2 separate regions of the Mus musculus genome follow, and region 1 is linked to region 2. A link is a loop called in an ENCODE intact Hi-C map of the cell type or tissue named here. Cell type or tissue: left cerebral cortex. All regions are shown on one strand. Links, peaks and the distances in the headings refer to the core of each region. The heading gives the core; the rest is flanking DNA.

Region 1 (11,710 bases), core at 1,825-9,824, 58 kb before region 2:
CAAGGACAAAGTATGCTAACCCAACTCTGGGTCTGGGTCCATTGTTTCTCTCTATTGTGTGCTTTCATCCTTGCAATCAAATGTAAGTGCCTAGGAGTTCCTGGAACCATCTTATAATTAATAAATCTTTAACTTCTCTACCTTGGTGCAAACAGGGGCGTAATGGGGATTCTTGTGTAGGAGTAGGTAGAGTTATCACCCTGTGTGGTTCCACAATGGCAGAGACTTTTTCCAAAGAATTGTTTTGTTTAGAGAGACTGCCATTGTATACATTCACATTGTCTACCAAAGCCCGTACAAAACTCCCCAATGGAAAAAGCATAAGGAAACTCCCATAATGCATAGTGAAAATCATCAAAGATGAAAGTAAAAGGATGCTAGAGAATTGTGGTCCAAGTTGTTGATATGCTGGAATTTTGTCAAGCAGCAGTGGTCAGTCACCATGAAGTCCACACCAGTGATGCATATGCTAATTTAGCTAGTCAAAATATCATACTGTACAGGATAAATACATATTATTTTTAGACCTTTTTTCTAGATTCCACTATGTCAAAATAATGGTTTCATTGTGGCATTTTCATATATGCATATAATTTTATATCTAAAGTGAACATTTTTGAAAAAAAGAAATAAAATAAGGATAGGTGCTGGTTCCTGTTTTTGCATGGTCTACACCCACTTTAAAGGCATAGCAACTTCTCTGGCTGTCAGTCATACTGCCCTGTCCAATCCTTGCCTAGAAAAGTATGTGTGTGACACAGGCCTAGACAACTGCTACCATTATCTCCAGTTCAATACCTATTTATCTCACAGTGGGCATGTGACCCATAGATGTCCAAGGACAAAGTATACATAATATTTACATCAGTTGCTTTGTCTGCCTCTGGCATTGAGTGTTAAAAGGACCACAGGAGTCTCACCAAACTATTGTCCAGTCTTCTTCCCACATGGACAGACCAAATAATGAAGCCATATAGAGGAAAGGAGAGCCAAGGCATGGAGAGACATATGGCCTTAGCAATATTTTAAGTATATCATTTGAATCTAGCCACTCCAAAAGTTAGTGTATTTTACTAGTTATTAAACTAATTCATTTTTAAGAGTCAGATTTTGACTATTTACAATGTAGAGTCCTAATTAACACAAAATGTATTTTTTTTTAAAGAACTCACAGTATGTGGTAGTGAATATCTATGACTCCAGAACATGGGAGGCTATAATCTAGAGTTTGAGACTAGCCTGGGCTACATAGCAAGACTGCTTCAGAAAAAAAAAAAAAAAAAGACAGACAGAGAGAGACAGAGACAGACACACAGAGACAGACACACACAGAGAGAAAGGATATAGGAAAGGTAAAAGATGAAGGGAAGGGAAGGGAAGGGAAGGGAAGGGAAGGGAAGGGAAGGGAAGGGAAGGGAAGGGAAGGGAGAAGGGGAAGGGGAAGGAAGAGGGGGAGGGGAGCGGGAGGGGAGGGGGAGGGGAGGAGAGGGGAGAAAAAGGCTCAGGGGGAGGGGGAGGGGAGGGAAAGGGGGAGGGGAGAGGAGGGGAGGGGAGGGGAGGGGAGGGGAGAAAAAGGCTCAGGTATGGTGATACACACATGTAATCCCAGCACTTGGGAGGCAGGGGAAAAGAGAACACTTTCCATTCTACAAGGGCATCCTCAACAACACAGCAAGTTCAAGACCAACCTGGGCTACATAAGACCGTGTTTTAAAATCTCAAAACACAGCAAACAAACAAAAAACAGAAGACAATGTAGAAAAGAACTACTACATAGAGGTAAAGAAATTGTGGAAATTTCTCTTTCTCTTTTTTAAATTTTGCTTATAATGTCATAGCTTTATGGTTTCAGAAAAATTGATTTAAAGGAGAAAAATGGTCCATACCAAAAGCAAACTGACTCCATTTCAGGGTTTATATGTATGTAGACCTGGAGATTAGAGGTTTGATAAATAGCAAACAACTAAGGGGCTGAACTACAAATCAGATCTGCCTCCTATAAACTCAGTGATAGAAATTCTCCTTACTCAAAGGAAAAATATCTTGATTTTAAGTGTAAATAAGATGTATAATCAATCTGTACATTTTATTCTTAATCCATAGTAACAGGCTCTAGGGATCAGGCCAAGAGATCTTTGAGGGTTACTAGTCTACTAGCCTCACAGTTCATACTGAACTACAAAGTTCAAAGCTCAGAACAAAGCCAATAAGTTATCTCAACAAGAGGCTTGCAGCCGAGCCCAGTGACCTAAATTCCATGCCTGGGACCCACATAGTGGAAGAGGATTGCCTCTTGCATACTGTCCTCTGACCTCACATGTACATGGTAGCCTATGTATGCACACACACACATCTACACATACATATAAAAAATAAACAAAAATGTAGTAAAACATTTTAACTCGAAACATATATCAAAACGTTACCCACAATTCCTCTGTCACTCCAATACACTCACTAATATGTCTTAATTCTAGTTCTTCATACAACTATTAAATATTAGTATTTCCTAATTTTTTCTCCTTACATTTTGTCACATATCTAAAATTATGTCATTTTATATCTAATTGTTTACTTGTTATATTCAGAACACCTTCCTTGAGCTGCCACACAACCCCTGTGTGTGGCTATGTAATATTCCACTAGTAGGTTTGTTATTGTTGACTTAATCCTGTTGGTAGACCTTTGGGTTGTCATTGAGGAAGTTTCACATTTATACATAATTAGGCAATCGATGAACATATGTCAGCAGTGCTTTCTAAATTGGGATTATTTCCTCAGGACAGATTCTCAGAGGTGGGATTTCAGAGCTGAAAGGAATACTTTGTTTTGGACAGACAAACAGTGACTTGGTGTCACATGTGGTGACAGAGAGTGCTGAGTGCCCTACAGCCACCAATTATTTTCACCCCAGGGGGGAACACTCAAAGACCTTGCAAATGTCATCTCGCTCATTTTTCATGTCTTGTTTCTGTCTAGGGAATCTTTTAGGATGTTTGTTTGCACACTCTTTTTTAAGAGGGTTGTTTGTTTGTGTTTGCTTTTTAATAATATGCCCTAACCCAGAGCCCTTTGCATTCTAAGCATGTGTCCATCAAATTTCACCTATCACTCCTACTTCATACTCTGGGAAATCTTACATTTAGTTGCCATGTTTGAAATAACCCTGAACTGTCATGATTTCTCAGATCTATTCTGATCAGTAATAACTGAGTTGGCCAATGGACAAATTCAATGATTTTGCTCAAAGTTATATAAAGTTAGAAATTAAGGGTTTATTAATTGATTAATTAATTAATTTATTTATTTATTTATTTATGACATGCAAAGACATGCAAATGCCCATAGAGGTTAAAAGAGGACCCCTGACCCCCTGCAACTGAAGTTACAAGTGGTTCTGAGACACCTAATGTCTGTCTGTCTATGCTGGGAACTGAACTGTGTCCTCTGCAAAAGCAGTAAGGGCTGTTAACTCCCGAGGAATTTTCCAGCCCCTTCTTTCCTTCTTATCAGACAGGACTGTAAGCAGCCCAGGCTGCCTTCCACCTCACTAAGTAACTGAAGACGGCCTGAACGCCTGACCTGACTCCCAAGTGCTGGGAATGAGGGTGTGTACCTCCATACCTGGTTTAACTTTGAATTTTATTATTTGTACAGTTTTGAGGGACAGAGAGCCCCAGCACTGTAACAACTGTCATGGAGTACTTCTGAAACAGCTGAGCATACCTTCCTTGTCAATTGCAGCCATGGTAGCTGAACCTACCAAGAAGATGCTAAAACTGTCCGCTGCCCTGACCTCTGGAGGAAAAGGGCCCCAACTATCCAGGCCTTATCAAGTAAGCAGTCTGTGACTGCTGTGACTACAAGGAGAGGCAAAGTCAAGCTGGCATCAAGACGATGGCTGCATCTGGTCCTAAGCAAAATCTATGATCTAAAAAGGAGGCTGAGAGCACAGTGATGCCGCGAAAGTTAACCTTCGCGTCTCTGTGCTATAATAGCTATGATATAACAACTTAAGGATATATTTGTCTTGGCTCACAGTTTCAGGATCATCCTTTCATCCTTTCAGGGTGGGGTGAGGGTGACAAAGACCAGGAGCTCACATCATGGCCTCCAGAAGCAGAGCTAAAAGGAATATAGGAAGAGACCAGGGCAAGATGTATCCTTGGGACACATCTCTGTGATTCTCTACCGTCTTCAGTCATAGCCCATCTCCTAAAGCTTCTAGAAATTCCCCCAAAGAGCACCCAGCTGGAGCTCCAGGCTTAAACACATGAGCTCGCTGGAGGGTGTTCCATATTCAAACCATAAGAGAGACTGGTGACAATAGTAATTAACATCTACCAAGTAATTTGCTCGCATTCAGGCAGTGAGCCGTGGGCTCCTTAAAGGGACCCTGAGGGGATCTGTGTGTGTGCTACAGTACACATGTGAAGGTCAGAGAACAACGTGTAGAAACCCATTCATTCCACCACTCAGGGCCTGGAGATGAAGGTCAGATCCTTAGTCTTGGCAGCAGGCATACTCATCCACACTGAGCCACATCTCTGACCCTAAAACTGTTTGCAAAATAAAGAAATTGAGCCAAACATGGTGGTGCATGTCTTTAATCCAAGCATTTGAGAGGCAGAGGCAGGTGGGTCTCTGTGAGTTCAAGATCAGCCTTGTTTATATAGCACATTCCAGAACTTCAAGGGTCATGTAGTAAGATCATGCTTTTGTTGTTGTTGCTGTTGTTTAGTTGGTTTTTGTTTTGACTTTTTGAGACAGGGTTTCTCTGTGTATTCCTGGCTGCCCTCCAACTTGCTTTGTAGACCAGGCCGTGCTCCAACTGACTGGAATCCTCCTGCCTCTGCATTCCGAGTATTGGGATTAAAGACATGACACCACAGCCTGACAAGATCATATCTTAAAAATAAATACTTAAATACATAAATAAATAAAAAGGGATTGAGGTTTGTTTTTTGGTTTGGTTTGGTTTGGTTTGGTTTTGGTTTCTTGAAACAGGGTTTCTCTGAATAGCTCTGGCTGTCCTGGAACTCACTCTGTAGACCAGGCTGGCCTTGACCTCAGAAATCCACCTCTCTCTGCCTCCCAAGTGCTGAGATTAAAGGCATATGCCACCACTGCCCGGCTGGGATTGAGATTCTTAAGCACTTTGTCCAAGGCCATACAGCTAAAAGAAGCAAACCCAGACTGTGCACCCAGGGCAGTGACAAATTCCTATACCACCAGTACTTGGAGGGCTGAGATGGGAATGCTAGAGTGTAGCTATATAAGTGAGCTACACCATGTAGTGAGGCCCTGTGTGAAATAAACTAGGATGGAATGCTAGAATCTGACTCCAGATAAGAATTCTATTGGGGATTCCTCAACCCTCAATGCTGGGGATTGAACCCATGACCTCAGAGGGAGCAATGAGATGGATCAACAGGTAAAGACCCATAATACTAAGCATGAAAACCTTTATTCCAGGCCAGGACCCACATGGTAAAGGAGAGAACTGACTCTGGCAAATTACTGTCTGATGTGCACCATGGAGATATGCACCATGGTAAATGTGTGTACTCCCACACCTGTTTGGGAATGGTTTTGTGCACTGTATATTCAGATACTGATTTCTATGCCCAGACATCTGGTTGCAGTCGGACAATGGCACAGTGGAGCGTCTCTCTGGTCTCTGTGTTATGTAAAAAATTATTTTCCATTAACTCTGATCAGTTGTTAAAGAGTTGGTCAGCCAATTAGCTGGGCAGAAGAGAATAGGGCAGGATTTCCAGAGAAATGAAATCAGGGGTTACCAGAGAGATGAGAGCAGAGAAGAAGAGGGAGAAGAAGTGGAGAGACCATGTAGAGAGACCAGAAGGATTCACCATGAGGTCTCAATGGGAAAACAAACATGAGAACACACCTGGACCAGAGTGAGCCAAGGCAAGACTCAGTTGCAGGTACAGAATCATTTGGCTGGGTAGTAGCAGCCTAGTCAGGTTAGAATAGATCAGAATCTGACCAGCTATTAGTGCTTGCAGCTTGTTAATAAAAATAATAGGTCTCTGTGTCTTAATGCAGGAGCTAAAATGGGCTAGAACAGGTGTAGAAATGCCCTGAAGTTATTTTGGTAGCAAAAGGAGCATAGAAACCCCCAAGAATTACATTTACACACACACTCCCACACACATGTAAATGTATGTGGACATGCACACCCCCTCCCACCCATCCCACATACATAGAGGATAAAAATAACCTTGTGAATTCAAGGAAGAATTCTACCATTGAGCTCTATCACCATATGCCTACCCCTCTCTTATTATTGTTTCTTTTAATTTTGAGGACATGATCTGGCTAAATTGCCCAGCCTGGCCTTGAACTTGTGATCTTCCTGCTTCAGCGCCCTACTAGCTGAGATGACAAGCTGGTACCACCAGCCCTGGCTCAGAGGGTGATTCATAACCACCATATTAAGCAGTATTTCATGCTAAAAATACCTACAACATATTGTCTTAGTGTGTTACTCATTGAGACTCAGTGTTTTAGGGAAAAGCAATCTGGTGCCTTTTTTATACATTTGAAGAAAAGGAGGCTCCTGAACAATAATGGGGCCTTGGGAGAGAATCACAGAAAGGAGGTGTTTGTACCTTGCCCACACAGTGTTCTGCTCTGTGGTTTGCTTTCTCAACTGGAAAATGCCATGAGAAAAATGGCTGTAATTAGACTCTGGGTCCCAGTTTATCCCCCAGGGTACAGGACAGGCACCTTGAATTCTGGGCTCTTGCCATGTCTCTACACTTGCTTAGTAATGCCCTAGCTGGAATCCAGGCCTGGCCCAATGGCTCAGGGCCAGACAGAGAAGCGCAGATGGAGCCCTTGGCTGGGGATTTGGCATTAACCCGTCAGCCAAGAGGCTACAGCACCAGGCACGGGCACTCTAGTAGAGATGCGGGCAGGTAGATGCAGATAGCAATGTTCTCAGTCTCAGAGGTCTTCAGGTTGAGAAATAAGTCCCACCAGAAGAGCTGGTAGGTGTTGTAACTTCCTTTCTGATGCTATCTTCCCTCATTGCTGTGGCCGTTTCTGTTGATCCTTCCCAGGTTCTGTACTCAGCCTACCATGCTGTGGTATAGTGGTGAGGGCAACAGTAGCCATAGTATCATAGGAATAAGAGTGGGAGGGGCAGTAAGAGCGATAGCAATAAAAACATCTACTGTGATGATCTGTAGAGCCCTTCCTGATTTTTCAGGTGCTATATCTGGTTCCTAGACTGTTGGGTTTGCCTTGCTTTCCTTATTGTAGTGTTGGGACTCAAACCATGGGCGAGTAACGCAGAGCTAAACCCTCAACCCCCACCTGAATTACCTTAATCTTCACAATCTCCCTGGGCAAGGTAGGTATTATACTTCCATACTTCCAGAGACAGGGGAGTGAAGTTCAGATGGGATTTGGATCAGGTCTGTCTATCTTCAAGGCCCATACTTCTTCTTCTTCTTCTTCTTCTTCTTATTATTATTATTATTATTATTTACTTATTTATTTTTATTATTTATTTATTCCATGAATAGTTGGGGGGGACCAAGCAATTTATATGTCTTGGTTCTTTTTCCACTATGTGGGTCGCTGGGATCAAACTCAGGTGTAACTGCCATCTTCACTTCTATAGGAGACTTTTTTCTTCTTTCCAATTATCAGGTTGTTGGTTGTCGTAAAAATTGATTGTAAGTCTCCCCAGTTGTTTTCTGTTTTGATGACAAATTACCATGACTTGAATTGGCTTTAAATAACACAAATTTGTCATGTCCTGGAGTCAGAATCATGGTCTTTACTACTCTGTGGGTTTGTTGTTGTTTCATTTTCCTACCCTTTGTCTCCCCATCCCCCCATTTACTCCCATCACTAGATAGGAGTGAAAGAAGAGTAAAGGGGAGAGAGATAACCCTGAATCTAATGTCTTTCCTTTTGTTTCTTCTTTGAACACGACTATTAACAAAGTGCAGACAACACCCCTAAACAACCCACAAGCAGCAACCTCACCTCGCAGGGCTCCAGCATTGATACACCCTCTGAAGATTTTCCAGAATTCCAAACATCACACAATCCCAGAAACTATCTGCAGCTAGCAAAACCACTCCTCTGCTAGAGCTTGAGGCAAATCATAGCTGCTACAAAGCAGACTCATAGCCTCACACCTGGGATGAAAATGAAAACATATTCTTAAAAATATTTCTGTGGTTGTTTTTTAAATGAACACTACACACACACACACACACACACACACACACACACACATCTCCTTAGCTCACCCCCAGCAACACACCATCTCCAACAAAGTCACACCTTCTAATCCTTTCCAAACAGTTCCACGACTAGAATTCAAGTGTTCAAGTACATGAGCCTATGGGAGTCATTTTCACTCAAGCAACCACAGTTCCCATCACAACCAAAGGCATCTTAGAGGTGGTGCCCTGGAGGAGTGGCAAGTGGCAAAACTGGTTCAACCTTAAAACAGTAGGACAGAAAAGATTTGGGATCCTAGCCAGAAGCCCCAAGTTCCTCTCTGCATAATATCTGCTAGAATTCAGAGACTAAACCCAGTGATTTTTAAAATGTACCTTGGAACCAGGTGGTGGTGGTGGTGGCACATGCCTTTAATTCCAGCCCTCAGGTAGGACGTCTGAGTTCCGGGTCAGCTTCGTCTACAGAGTGAGTTCCAGGACAACCAGGGCTACACAGAGACACACTGTCTTGAAATTACAACAAATTTACAACAATAAAAAATACCTTGGGGCTGGGAGTAATGATGTATGACTTTAATTCCTAGCATTTAGGAAGGAGGAAGAGTTCTAGACTTCCCTTGTATAGACAAAGGAGTTCCAGACCAGCCGAGGTTTCATAATAAGACCCTGTCCTTATTATGAGCCTGGTAAGGTGGGCCAACCAGATAAAAGTATTTGGACTATAGTGCTCAGAACTCACATTAAAAAGCCAGATTCAGGGATGTAAGGATGAGTCAGTGGTTAAAAGCACTGGCCTCTGGGCCCAGAGCCCACATGGTAGAAAGAGAATTGATTCCCATCAGCTGTTTGACTTCCACTTGCACACTGTGGCACAATAACAAAACAAAAATAAATTTTAAAAACCACGCAACTTGCCAGGCAGTGGTGATGCACACCTTTAATCCTAGCACTCAAGAGGCAGAGGCAGGTGGATCTCTGTGAATTTAAGGCCAGCCTGGTCTACAGAGTGAGTACCAGGACAGCCAAGGCTACACAGTGAACCCTTGTCTAGGAAAAATTATGTATATATTTTTATTTTATATATATATGAAATTCATATATATATGAAATAAAAATAAACAAAAAAAATACCTTAGTGCCCATGCCATTCCCCCCTGACCCTCTGAAGCTGGAACTGTCCCAACTATAGCAAGTCTCTGAACTGTCTCACACTTCTCCGTGGTGGTGTCTGTCCACCTCTCTGCTTTAAATACTCAAAGTGGTATTTGCTTTTAGCACAGACATTGCCTATTGTCTTTTAGCTGTCACATCAGCCCCCTAGTGCTGTCCAAGCAGCCCTGTCCTTCCTTAGATTCAGCCTTCATTTCTCCATCTAAAACCTTAGGAACTCATTTACAAAGTTTCCTTCCTTCCTTCCTTCCTTCCTTCCTTCCTTCCTTCCTTCCTTCCTTCCTTCCTTCCTTCCTTCCTTCTCTTTCTCTTTATCCTCTTCCTTTTCCTCTTCCTCTTCCTTTCTCTTTCTCTTTCTCTTTCTCTTTCTCTTTCTCTTTCTCTTTCCCTTTCCCTTTTCCTTTCTCTTCCTCTTTTTTCCTAGTCCCAGCCCCTCTTCTGCTTAGAACCTCCAAAAAGAGCTTTCTGTGATCCACAAAGGTTAAGAATCAAGTTCATGGTTGACAAGATGGCTCAGGGAGTAAAGGTGGTTGTACCAAACCTGATGACTCCATGTGATAGAAAGAGAGACCTAATTCCCAAGGGCTGCCACCTGACCTACACACACACACACACACAAATAATTGTAAAAATATTTTAAAGGGTCATGTCCAGTTCTATTTAATTTAACATATATTTAGCATCTAGTATTCATTTATTCATAAAGAAACTACTGGCTAACTGAGCACTGCTCTTTTCCAGTATTGATGTAGGATCAGGGGATATAGCAGGAACAAGACAAAGCCTTTGCCTTCTCAGAGTTTGTGATCTAGGGTAAACATGCAAATGATGTACCCATTAGAAGCACATTCCTCTATAGTATATCAGATCCTGGTAAGAGCTACAAAAAAAAAAAATGAAGAGCTGGATAAAGACAGTGATGCTCATGAAGTCATGGATTATTATATTACAGTGACAATGACAGTCCCTTAAGGTGGGGCAACATAAGAGCAGGGACCCTCGGACACGTGGACAGCTGGAAGGGATTATTCCAGAGAGGGAATAGAAAATACAGAATGGGGCCCAAGGTAGAGTAACTTAATATATTTAAATACAGCAAGAAGATAGGGGTGGTTGGTGAGAACTTGGGACTGAGTGCAGTAGGATGAGGAAAGACATGGGAGAGTAGAGAGAAGTGACATGGGACACTGTAGGCTAATGTCAAAGACTCAAGGATGATGGGTGGGTTTTGAATAAATGAACCTGAACTGGCTCACAGGTCTAAAAGATCATGTTGGTTGCTAGATTATCAGTAGAGGGACTGAAGGTTTTGCCTGTGCCACAGAGCACAGCACTAGTAAAAACTGAAGCAAAGATGCCCACATGAACAACCCAGAAGACTAGAGGACTAACCCAAGGATATCTCAGGATGCCTTGGACCAGACTGGACATGGTAGAGTGGTCCTCAGAGATCAGATACCAAACATTTTACAGGAAGAATTAGCAGTCCTGCTGATAAGAAGGAAGATGATTTGTGCTATTAAATTTGGGGACCTGGGAAAATGTAATTGTCCTTTATTGCTCTGGGAAAGGCTGTAGAGAGGGACTTGGACAGGGAAGAACACAACTCTGGTTTGAGGAACTGTGGAAATGAAAATGTTTGCCAGCCAATTATATGAATGGTGTCAAGCAGGCAGACAGGAGTTTCTGGAACAGAAGGAGAGATCTGGGCTAAAGATGTAAGTAAAGCTGAGGGTTTTCAGAGAACAAACAGTATTAAAGTCATGAGACTGGATGAGGTCATCTAGGTAGCAGGTAGAAAACAGAGCAGAAAACATCTAAGGACTTGTATCCCTGTGTTAAAGATCCAGAAAATGTGGAGTATTCTAGGAAAGGGACTGGAAAAAGCCCTGTCGCTATCTCTGCCTCTGCCTCTGTCTCTGTCTCTTTGTGTGTGGGTGTGTGTGTGTGTGTGTGTGAGCATGCAGAGGGTGGGGAGATTGTAAGTGACCTTGTTGTGAGTTACTGCAGTCTGTGTTCTTCGTCTATCCGTATGTCCTATAACTATGAATGCCACCAAAAGAAGCCACACAGGCTTTGAACATACAATCAAAGCTTTAGGCATGTGTGGTAGTTTGAATATGCTTGGCCCAGAGAGTGGCACTATTAGGAGGTGTGGTCTTGTTGGAGTAGGTGTGGCCTCGTTGGAGGAAGTATGTCACTGTGGGCATGGGCTTTAAGACCCTTATTCTAGCTGCCTGGAAGCCAATCTTCTCCTAGCTGCCCTCAGAACAAGGTGAAACTCGAAGCTCTTTCAGCCTCATGTCTGCTGG
Region 2 (11,710 bases), core at 1,825-9,824:
AAAAAGAGGCCCAGGGCAGGGCATCATCAGATGACATGAATGAAGCCACACTGAGCACCCCACGCTCAGAGAGGCAAGCAAGGGGCCGATAAGCTGGGAAAGTGGGGTGATGTCAAAGGAAGCCCTCAGCTCCATCCAGAGGCCTCTGCCATGCAGGAATAGGAAGGGGACTTGAAATGGGACCAAACTAGCTGCCTTGGGGCCTCCTCCTTGGAGTATCCCTGGGGAAACAGGTACCAGGAGGGGCCCAGTTATAGCAGTGAAAATGCCATCTGGTACCATTTGTGCCAGTCAATAATCAAGGCCTCTTGGAAAGGTAGTTTGTGGGACACTGGGTCCCCTGAGCTCAGTCTATGGGGAAGTGGTTGGTCTTTCCCTAAGGTCGCAGGCCATCATTTCAGGCTCTCCACCTCCGCTGGTCTCCACCAAGCCTTCAGCAAGCTTCATGCAAAGCAATCTGAAGGGAAAGACTTCTGAGTTCCACTTTCATGAAAGTGGAACAAAATGTAACCTGTCAGCTCCCACACAGCTAAGGCAAGCTGGAGCAACCACCTGGATGTTACAATGTCTTTCCAGTCTGGTCCCACCAAGTTAAACTAAGTGTTAAAATCACTATTAATGTTGGAAGGGGTTTTGTTCTTATAAGGTTTTAAATTTTTTGTCTGTCTGCCTAATTAGACATGCACACACACACACACACACACACACACACACACACACACACACACACACACACACATATATATATATACTATGCATGCAGATGCCCATGAAGGCCAGAAGAAGGAGTTGAATCCCCTGGAATTGGAGTTACAGGTAGTTGCGAGTCACCATGTAGGTGCTAGGAACCAAACCTGGGTCTTCAGCAAGAGGAGGAAGCACTCTTAACTACTGAGCAATCTCTCCAGCTGCAGTTAATTCAAACTATTAAAAGAATAATTTGGATTTTTAAAAGTCTAAAAATGTTTAATTTCTATGCTTTCTAAACAGAAGGCCATGTCATCTTTCTAAAAACATTATTTTAAGGAAGGTTCAATAGGAAAAACCATATAACATGTAAGTGTCTGAGTAAAAAATGAAAAACAAAAACAACAACAAAAAACTGTATTTTGCACCATGAAAAAGTTAGAAATTGAAATATTTTTACATCCCTTTCTTCAACAACATCACATCAAGGCAAAAGGTCCAAGATCTAGGTCCATGCCTGCTGCCTGTCATACATCCCGCAGGCAAGCCTGAGCCAGTGGGAAATCTGAGGTCAAGATCAACTTAGCCAATACATCCTGGACCAACTCTGACTAGGACAACAAAAATAACTCAGGCTTTGCTGAACAGCAACTTTTTAGAATGAGTCAGAACCAAACAATAAAAGAGTAAGCTGTGTAAACTCGCAGGTGACAAACAGGGATCCTCAGAGCCTGCCAAGTCAGTTCCCTTTATAGTCCATGAGGCTGGTGGCCAGAAGAGGGACTCAGCCACAAAGGCCTCTGGAGCTACCAAAGTCCTGGCAAAAGCAGGAATAAACAAGAGCTCAGTCTATGGAAAAAAGACCCCTGAGGACGTGTTGGGGCTCCGGGGAGTACAGGGATATTCTGGGTGCTGGGGTGCAGGCCCAGTGCTAAGCAGCTTCAGTTTACACAGGGCGGCTGCAGGCAGTTGCTTTCCAGGCCTTTGCTGTGCCTGGAATATATGAACTATATATGAATATATAAATTTATACCTTCTGGACACTCCTGTTCTCTCCACTCAATCATGAGGGAGAGGCTATCTCAGGGAACCCCTACCAACTGAAAAGCTAATGCTGATGCCCATTTCGAGAACTACAGAAGGATTTTAAGCAGCATTAAGGATTGCTAATACACACTGAGCACTTACCCACCAGGCATTGGAGACAGGTCCTCATTTACCCTTAATCACTACCCAACAATGTAACAAGTATTATTACCCCCGTTTTACAAATAATGACATTTTGGAACAGAGAAATTAAGTAACCTCTTCATGGTCACACAGCAGGGAAATGGCTGATCTGAATTCTGGAAAACTGGCTTTAGAGGCCACCCTCTTGATGAGTATATTCCATTATAAGTCTCTTGTTTTAAACATACACTAAAAGCCCTGGGTTCAATCCTTAGTACTATGAAAACATTAAATAAAGAAACAAAAAAACTATAATAAGTATAATATATCATCAAATGCTGCTGATATAGGCAGTCTAAGACAAAATAGGGAAAGTTGGGAAAGGTATAAGAAAGCACCCATTGTACAGAGGAGCTAGGATTGTCTGAAATGGACTTTTTGAGGTGGCATGGTTTGCAGTAGGGTCTCATGTCACCTGTACCCTCCTGCCTTTACCCCCTAAGCGCTGGGATTATAGGTGTGTACAATTATACTTGGCCAGAATAAATTTTGGATGATCTATGGGGCCTATTTCCACAGTTCTCAGGGTCTACTAGCCCTCAGGAAGGGGTGGGAAGGGGAGTGGAATGGCAACTCTTAGGAAGCCCATAGGAAAGGGTTCCTAATGGTCCCCCTGCTGGTCACACTTCAGCCTTCAGGGCAGAAGAGGACAAGGCTTACAGAACAGGCTAGAAATAGTTAATATCCTCCCCCTCCACACCTACAATCCAGGAGCTGTGCCCAAGCAGAGGGCTCTGCATGTACTCACCAGGTCCTCGCTTGTCCTCAGATGTACCTTCTTCATCAGGGAGCGAGTGAGGTGGTTGCACAAGGAGACGATGCTGAAGGACAGCTGAGGGAAGAGAAGAGAGGACTGCTAGCTGAGACGGAGATCTGGGGAGAAGCAGGGAGTCCCTAGGCCCCTGCCCTTCACCCCAGGCCCTGACGTACCTTCCACCGCCTGCGGACATACTGCTTCTTAAAATTCTCCAGGTTGACCACGGACTCTCTGCGTACCATAGCTTGCTGGGTGTCCACCGGCTGAGAGAGAAGACAGCGTGATGGTGTCAACTGGGCTTCAAATGGCAGTTACCCACTTCCCCCACAGAATCCTGGACTGCACACTGTCCCTCAGCCTGCCGCTGACCTCCTTCTCCAGCAAGGCATGCAGTGGGAAAGTCACAGTAAGGGGGAAGCTACAAATGTCTCGCTGCCCAGAAGGTATCCTGAATGTCTCTGAGCTATTATTACCACAATGTAGTACATGTATATACAGAAAGAGAGGGGGAGGGAGGGAGGGAGGAAGGGAGGAAGGGAGGGAGGGTGGGAGAGATGAACGGACAAACAGATACACACACACACACACACACACACACACACACACACACACACACACACACAGAGAGAGAGAGAGAGAGAGAGAGAGAGAGAGAGAGAGAGAGAGACTAACATGACTACCATTTCTAACTGAGAAAAGCTAGAAGCAGCAGTCATCAGTATCACTTTGTGGAGGGGGTCATTTTATGGCAGGGAGCACTAGGCTGGCTCTGGCTTTGGTGAAATACAAGCCTATTGGCAGGTATGGCACTGCTGATACTCCTCTAGTGTTAGAAATAGAAGGAAATAGGAGCCTCGATGGGGCAGGGGCTGGGGGTGTAGGGTGTGGGGGAAGACAGACAGTTGTCATTCACTGCCTGGCAGTCAAAACACGTACTACTCTTCCAAAGGACCTGAGTTTGGTTCTCAGCACCCGTGTTGGGCAGCTCACCATTGCCTGTAACTCCCTGTAGCTTCAGGGGGAGCTAGTGCCCTAGCTGGGTTCTGGGAATAGGACTCGGGTCCTCAGGAAGAGCAGCAAGTACTATTAACTGCCGAGTCACCTCTCCAGCCCCAAGAAGGTCTTCCTTCTGGGCTAATGAACATGTTCTCGGATTAGAGAGTGACAGTGATGATACAATCTTGCAAAAACAAAAAGAGCCACCGAATTGCACAGTTTATGACATATTCATTATGGAAGTAAAATTAAGTGTGGTGTGTGTGTGTGTGTGTGTGTGTTTGTGTGTGTCCAGGCAAGCAACAGTTCCAAGGACAGCTGACAGCTTTGGTGGATTCTCAAAGGGCCCTGTGACCCAAGAACAACTGCCCAGGCTGATCCCTCAAGCCGGTGCAGATGTTCCCTTCCTGTTTTGACAGCCTGTGATGCTGTCATAGGTGAGAGCTAAGGGAGGCCACCCATAGGCTCTTCGGAGCTTGTCCTACCTAACCACATCAGAGCACAGCTCCACTCTCACTTTCCCTCATGGGTACCAGAAGGAGGCCAGTGCACACAACCATCCACACAGCTTTGGGCCTGGCATCTGGCAGGAGGCCCATGCCAGGGATACCGTACCTCATACTCCCAAATATTTCAAATCCTATTTTACACATCGTTCAAGAAATATTGCTGATTCTGATATCAGCAATATCATCACTAGATATCATCACTAGAGCCTCAAACATTTCTTTGTTGTGTGTGGAACCCTTTGATGTCAGCTTGGCCTCCCACAGCTGGGAAGCAACCTGTGGACACTGGAATTTGCTTCTGTCCTTGTCTATACCACCAGGCCATTCTTCCCTCCTCCCCAAGCCAATAATACTACTCCTGCTTACTAGTTGTGTGGTTGAACTGAGTCCCTGAGCTACTGACAAGACCAACTAAAATGAAATCCCAGGACCTGGGCCAACAAGATGACTCAGTGGGTAAAGGTGTTGCTGCCAAGTCTGATGGCCTGAGTTCAATCCTAGGTTCCACGTGACAAAAAAATCATCGTCTGATCTCTACATATGGGGCACTTGTATGCACATGTACACACACACATACATACACACACACACACACAGAGCAAACAAATATAATTAAAAAATCCTAAATCCAGGCATGCTCACACCCACCAATAAGAGGCCCAGGGCACTTTGATCAGCTATCGTAATACCATTTGGAGGTACAATTCACTCAGCTATAAATGACCTTTGAACCTAATTCTGGTAAAGTGTATTTGTTTTTCATAAGGAAATTTGAAACACTAGACTCAGGGAGAAAAAGGACTTATTCTTATGTACTTATTGATGGGTAGAAGAGAAAGGGCTGATTCCCAACCCTGACCCCCAGCCCCTATAGCTGGAGAAACCACCTGCAGAAAAAAGGAAATCCTATTAAGGAAAACACCACTTCCTTCTGGTTCAACAGTGTCATTCATAGCCCAGAGAGGGCCAGATGAAATGTCATGTGGAGCTGTGCCCAGGGCCATCAACAGAAGGTGACAATTACTTCTAGGGCCTCTCTCTATGCTACACATAACCACACGAGTTCCAAGGAAAAGGCCACCTAAGCTTTGAATCTGTTAGGCTGGCCTTCCCTCGATAACAGGCTCCTTGGTTGCTAAGAGTCTCTCAAAAGGCTGATGTAGTCTCAGTCTGGAAAGTCAATGGGAGAGAGAGGTTCTGTAGCGAGCCCAGAAGGAATGTGGCATTGTTTTGGTTGAACAAACTGTGCCAGCTTCTAGCTCTTCCCTCTTCAAAAAGACAGTGAGTGTCCATCTTCCGGTCTGTGGTCTGCCTCTATCCAGGGAGCCCAGGTCATTTTGCCCAGGCTCCCAAGGATGTTTGGTGTCTTGGGAGGAAAAATGTCGAAAAGGGAGGCAAGAAAACAGAAAGCTGAGGTAGGATTCAGATTTTGTTTACACAGATGCAAATGTCTCTGAAACAGCCCAGGGGTGTGTCCTTGGGTGTGAAGTGGCACCCCAGAGCAGGGAGAGAAAGCAGCTGTAGCAGCCACCCTCATGATGTGAGAAAGGAACTGTGGGCTTTACAAGAGCCACCCCCTCCAGCGATTTTTTTTTTTTTCTCTCTGTCTCGGGCTTTCCATAGGAGCTGCAAATAGACTGTGGTTTTCAGGTCTCCATCTGTGCCATCCCAAAAGCTGCATACTCCACAGAACACCAGGAGCACCCACTTTCTCTCTCCTGTCACTCTGGGCCTGGTAGACTTCCCTCCTCTCAGCTCAAGTCTTCCTCCAAGGGGCACCTCCTCCCTTCCTTTTGCTGGCTGGGCCTTGGCCCCTGTTGGCAAGCACCTATTTTCCCAGGAAGATGCAGGTGAAAATGTTGTGAATGAACCCATCTCCTCCAGCCTGGGTGCTCAGGAGCTCACCCCGCAGCCACCCACCACTGGGAGAAGTGTAGATGTTCCTCTCCGAGCTTGGTCTAGCCTCATTTTTCTGGTAGTTTTAGGACAGAGACACGGACATTGTTCTAATCCTCTTTACCAGGCCTTTCTGTTTTCTGAGCAATTTTTTTTTTTTTTTTTTTTTTTTTTTTGTCTCTAAGAAAAACTTCTCCGGGGGCTGGAGAGATAGCTCAGTGGTTAAGAGCACCAACTGCTCCCCCAGAGGTCCTGAGTTCAATTCCCAGCAACCACATGGCGGCTCACAACCATCTGTAATGGGATCTGATGCCCTCTTATGGTGTGTCTGAAGAGAGCAAGGGTGTGCTCATATACATAAAATAAATAAGTAAATCTTTAAAGCCCAGCACACACCTTTAATCCCAGCACTTGGGAGGCAGAGGCAGGTGGATTTCTGAGTTCGAGACCAGCCTGGTCTACAGAGTGAGTCCCAGGACAGCCAGAGCTACACAGAGAAACCCTGTCTTGAAAAAAACCACAAAAACAAAAACAGAAAAACTTTCCAAAACTCTCCACCACCACCACCCCCGCCTCCCCACCCCACCCCCATTCCCTTAAGAGAATGTAAAGGTTTCAACTAAATGCCACGTGTGAACTCTGGTTGGGTCCTAATATGAATAAACCAAATAGATGTAACAGACACCCTTGTCACGTGAGGGTGGATTAGGTTTATGGAGGAGACAAGGAATCACTGATGTCCTCAGGTATAATGATGACACGATGCTTACACAAAGAAGACAACTCAGTTGGTGAAGCGCTTGCCCCACAAGCATGAGGATTGGAGTTCAACCATGAACCCATGGAAGAGTATGGGCACCTGTAGTCACAGTGACATGGGAGGAGGAGACAGGTGGAGCCTGGCCTTCCTGGTGAGTATCCAGGAGAAAGGACTCTACCTCAAACAAAAAGCAGAAGGCACCCGAGAAAGGTCTTGCAGGCTTGTGGACACATACCCATAATCCCAGCACTTGGCAGCTAAGGCAGGAGAAGTGTGGATCTGAGCCCAGGCTGGACTATAGTAAGATGTCTACAAAGTGTGTGTGTGTGTGTGGGAGGGGGGGGGTGGTAGGAGATGAACGAGGTGAGGGCCATGGACTGGCTCCCTGCTGGAGCAGGTGTGACACACATAACTCAGCGTTCCATTCCTCTATACTTGAGCATACACTTTGAGAATTTTCCCTTTAAAAAGTTACAGACTCCTTTTAATCTCTGTACCCTTTCTTTTTCACCTTTCACTCAATTCCAAGCTCCTGACCCAATCTGGGCACAGATCTCCAGATTCTACCCAGTACCTTCCTTAAGGACACAGGAGGAGGCAGGTGTCTCCATGAAGGGGCAGCTCCCCAGATCTCCGCAGACTCTGTTGTCCTTCATGTACTGCCTTAACCAGAAAACATCTCTACTGTATTGTATACCTCTCACTCAGCCATTCTTAGCCTGTAGGTCATGACCCCTTTGGGGGTCCAGTGACCTTTCCACAGGGGTCACCTAAGACCACTGGAAAACACAGATGCTTACGATTCATAACAGTAGCAAAATTACAGTTATGAAGTAACAACAAAGATAATTTTATGGTGGGGGTGTGGGTGTTACAACATGAGGAACTGTATTAAAGAGCTGCAGCATTAGGAAGGTTGAGAACCACTGGTCTAACTGATAACTTACCAAGTCTCTCCCACCTCCCGGTTGGTTGGATCACATTGGTCTGATACTGAATCTTTTTTCCACTTTGAGGTATTTTCAAATATGTTTTTATTAGCATATATTAATTATATTTAATAAAGGGTTTCATTATGACATTTTCAGACATGAACATTATGTATTTCAATCATATTCCTACCCATTAATCCTTCTCCACTCTTTCACTAATCCCCTTCCTCTTTCCAACTAATGCCTCTCGTGTGTTTGTGTGTGTGTGTGTGTGTGTGTGTGTGTGTGTGTGTGTGTATCCCAGTGAGATTCATGAGGGTTGTTTTCATGAGCCTGGGTGGGTTTACCAGTGGCTACATCATTAAAGAATCACCTCTCCCTATCAACCGTGAACTAAGTACACTGTACCTCTTATTCAGGGCTGCCATGATCTTATCCCTCGCCTCGCCCTAGAACCAGAGCACAGTGGGGGTTTAGTCAACTGAACTGACCCCTCTGCGACTCCAGTATGCCCACCACTAGTTTTAATCTTCAGTGCCAAGAGCTTTCCCCACAGGCCAAGAATTTCACAAAGGAGAAAAGCCATTCATCTCCTCAGACATTTCTAAAAGGTTTGACAGTGATGAGGTGGTTATGTCTGGGCGCACAACCACCTCTGACTGGGCTGTGGGAAGGGATGCTACCACTGTCATTGTCACCTCAGGAGGAGAAGCCGAGGAGGAGTCTCTGGTTCTTCCTATTCTGATCACTCTCCCTGCTCTGCTCCAACTCTTTCTCATCAGCCTTTAGAATCTGCAAACATACACAGGGCAGCCATGGCTATATCTGCTTCAGGATAGGACAGCTTCCTGCCCATGGACCTGCCTCCCAACTTCCTTAGGAACTGCTTTTCAGGGATATGTTACACACTCTCCCACCCACCTGACAGACTCAATGATGTCTGAGCTGAGCACGAAGCCAAGCTTTAATTTAAAGTCTGGTAAGTCAAAACTCCTTCATGAGGGTCCGGGAGACATCTTAGTCAGCAAAGTGCCTATTGCACAAGCATGAGGATCCAAGTTTGATCCCCAGGTAAAAAGCCCAGCTCAGGGGCGTGTACTTGTATTCCCAATGCCTTGGAGGCCAAAAGCGGCAGATCCCTGAGGCTCAATGGCCAGCCAGCCTGGTCTAAGTTGCCCCAATGAGAGACCCTGTCCCAAAAAGCAAGGTGGATGAGCCAGATGTGATAGCACATGCCTTTGATCCCAATGCGGAGGAGGTAGATCTCTGTTGGAGGCCAGCCTGGTCTGCATAGTGAGTTTCAGGTCTGCCAGGACTATACAGCCAGAAAAATAAAGCCAAGGAAGATTTGCTCCAGAGGAATGACAACCAAAGTTAACCACTGGCTTCCACAAACATAAACATATGTATAAAATGTACCCATATGCATATGTGTAACCCCATATATAAGTATACCCTTCCTAAATGCAGAAGATCCTAGTGGTGGCAGAGGCTCATAGAGCAGTATGCTGTCCCATGTTCCCGGCTCCCTTCCTCTAGGTCCTATGAGGCACTCTACTCCCTGTCCCAAATCCTGCCTTGACAGTGCTGTGCTCCAGGTGGCTATTAAAATGCCAGCTGTGAGCCTGTGAGGAGCAGGTGGGTTCACTGGCTGCATTCCCTGCATAGGTCTCTTCAGACACCCCTGTACACCAGGTTGTGATACCTTAGGAGAAAGGAGTTTGTGTGTCAGGCGACATAGGAAAGTCACAGTCTTCTCTAAGTTCCCTGAAAGCCTTTGGGTACTTTTCTCAGTTAACTTTGTCTTTGTCCAGCTAAGGGTCTGGTTATGAAACAGCTAAAGGAGACACTGTCACACTCATGACTGAACACAGAGGACAATTACACTGCACGGAAGGAAACCACTATGGCTCTGTGCCAGCCCAGAGGCTGACCAGCTGTGTGACCTTGGATGAGTGCTGCCCCATAAACTGCTATAGAGGGAGAGTCCTGGGGAGGTCCCCTCTGAGGACCCTCTCAGCATGAGCAGAGTAGCAGATTTCCACCAACCCAAGAAAACCAGCTCTCCCTCCCTTCCCCACCCTCCCTAATCAAATCACAGCCATCACTTAAATTGTACTGGCTAGTTTTGTGTCAACTTGACACAGCTGGAGTTATCACAGAGAAAGGAGCTTCAGTTGAGGAAATGCCTCCATGAGATCCAACTGTAAGGCATTTTCTCAATTAGTGATCAAGGGGGGAAGGCCCCTTGTGGGTGGGACCATCTCTGGGCTGGTAGTCTTGGGTTCTATAAGAAAGCAGGCTGAGCAAGCCAGGTGAGGCAAGCCAGTAAAGAACATCCCTCCATGGCCTCTGCATCAGCTCCTGCTTCCTGACCTGCTTGAGTTCCAGTCCTGACTTCCTTTGGTGATGAACAGCAGTATAGAAGTGTAAGCCAAATAAACCCTTTCCTCCCCAACTTGCTTCTTGGTCATGATGTTTGTGCAGGAATAGAAACCCTGACTAAGACATAAATCTTCTTGCATTTACTTTGGCGTTCAAAGAAGGTTCACCCAGCATGTTTGCACCCATGGCTTTTCTCATTTTAGGAAACCCAATATAAATGTCAAGGTCTGCTGATGCACCCAAAGGGACCTTTAATATTCATGGTGTCTTGTCCTAAAAGAAGTATGTGACATCCCATGACAGGGCACACAGGACTGCAGAGTCATTTGTCTTCAGCATAAGGCACAGGGTTCTGCAGTCTTTCCTTCATCCCAGGATGTGCAATGTCAAAGACATCATAGCACCTCCTAATCAATGTGGCATCCCATCACTGTGGGCCTGGAGTGAGGCAGGTCATCTGGAGAGAAGGCTGCACAGCTTCAGTGAGTCAGGTGGGGTCACCCAGCCTTCGACTGTGGGGCACAGCAGTCCATGCTTGAAGTTCTTCTGGCTCACACTGATGTGGTCCAAACCCAAAGAGCAATGTTGCAAAGGCAGCTATGCCTCCTGATCCAAGTTTTTCCATCTCTCCCTAGGGTCAAAGTTGGGCCAGGTGTGTTTGCCACTCTCTTCTGCGTGGTGGTGCTGTCTCACGTGTGCCCTCTCCCTGTGCATCTCCTAGAAGACTGCCCATGATAGGATTTTTTTTCTGTCTTAATTGTCCATAAAATAATCATGCATCTTAAAATTATGGTTTCTTATATTTGACTAAAATGGTATTGATTACAGTTATTATATGTGATATTTTAAATGATCCAGCTTGCTAATTAAAAAAAAAACCTAATAGGATTCTAGAAAATGACTTTATTAGATCAAAATCTGGTCTGTGCTGCCCACTGAGAGTTTCTCCTTCAGCACTAGCCCAAGATCCATTAATGGTTTCTGGTGACCCTAGGATCAAAGGCAGAACTCAACATGCCAAAGCCCTGCTGGCTCCGCTCTTCCTCAGCCCAATCTCCACTGTACAGACCCTGTTCTCTCCACTGTACACACCTGCTATCTACACTATACACACCTGCTCTCTACACTGTACACACCCTGTTCTCTACTGTACACACCTGCTCTCTACACTGTACACACTTGCTCTCTACACTGTACACACTTGCTCTCTACACTGTACACACCTGCTATCTACACTATACACACCTGCTCTCTACACTGTACACACCTGCTCTCTACAGTATACACACTTGCTCTCTACACTGTACACACCTGCTCTCTACAGTATACACACTTGCTCTCTACACTGTACACACCTGCTCTCTACACTGTACACACTTGCTCTCTACACTGTACACACCTGCTATCTACACTATACACACCTGCTCTCTACACTGTACACACCTGCTCTCTACACTATACACACTTGCTCTCTACACTATACACACCTGCTCTCTACACTATACACACTTGCTCTCTACACTATATACACCCTGCTCTCTACACTGTACACACCTGT

What was found. Hi-C counts contacts between places; a loop is a spot of excess contacts. Peaks named below come from ENCODE experiments on the same cell type or tissue, not always from the same donor. Only the 100,000 strongest peaks of a DNase experiment are listed, where the experiment ranks them.
Region 1: a loop joins it to region 2, with 9 times the contacts of the local background. A loop is called at or near these places in 2 of 42 quality-filtered maps.

The regions. Positions count from the first base shown.
Region 1 is chr9:66,317,580-66,329,289 of GRCm38, reverse strand. No RefSeq gene overlaps it. Among named protein-coding and RNA genes, the nearest start is that of Gm39364, 22 kb to the right of the region's middle. In left cerebral cortex, for the core only: no CTCF peak of the experiment used is centred there; a DNase peak (open chromatin) is centred at 6,622; H3K27ac peaks cover 679 bases.
Region 2 is chr9:66,259,906-66,271,615 of GRCm38, reverse strand. Dapk2 (death-associated protein kinase 2) reads right to left here. Exons shown (of 12, transcript NM_010019.3): 10 at 2,848-2,937; 11 at 2,666-2,749. Among named protein-coding and RNA genes, the nearest start is that of Gm39364, 35 kb to the left of the region's middle. In left cerebral cortex, for the core only: a CTCF peak has its summit at 2,555; DNase peaks (open chromatin) are centred at 4,646, 5,411, 5,780, 8,665 and 2 more places; H3K4me3 peaks cover 815 bases; H3K27ac peaks cover 1,785 bases.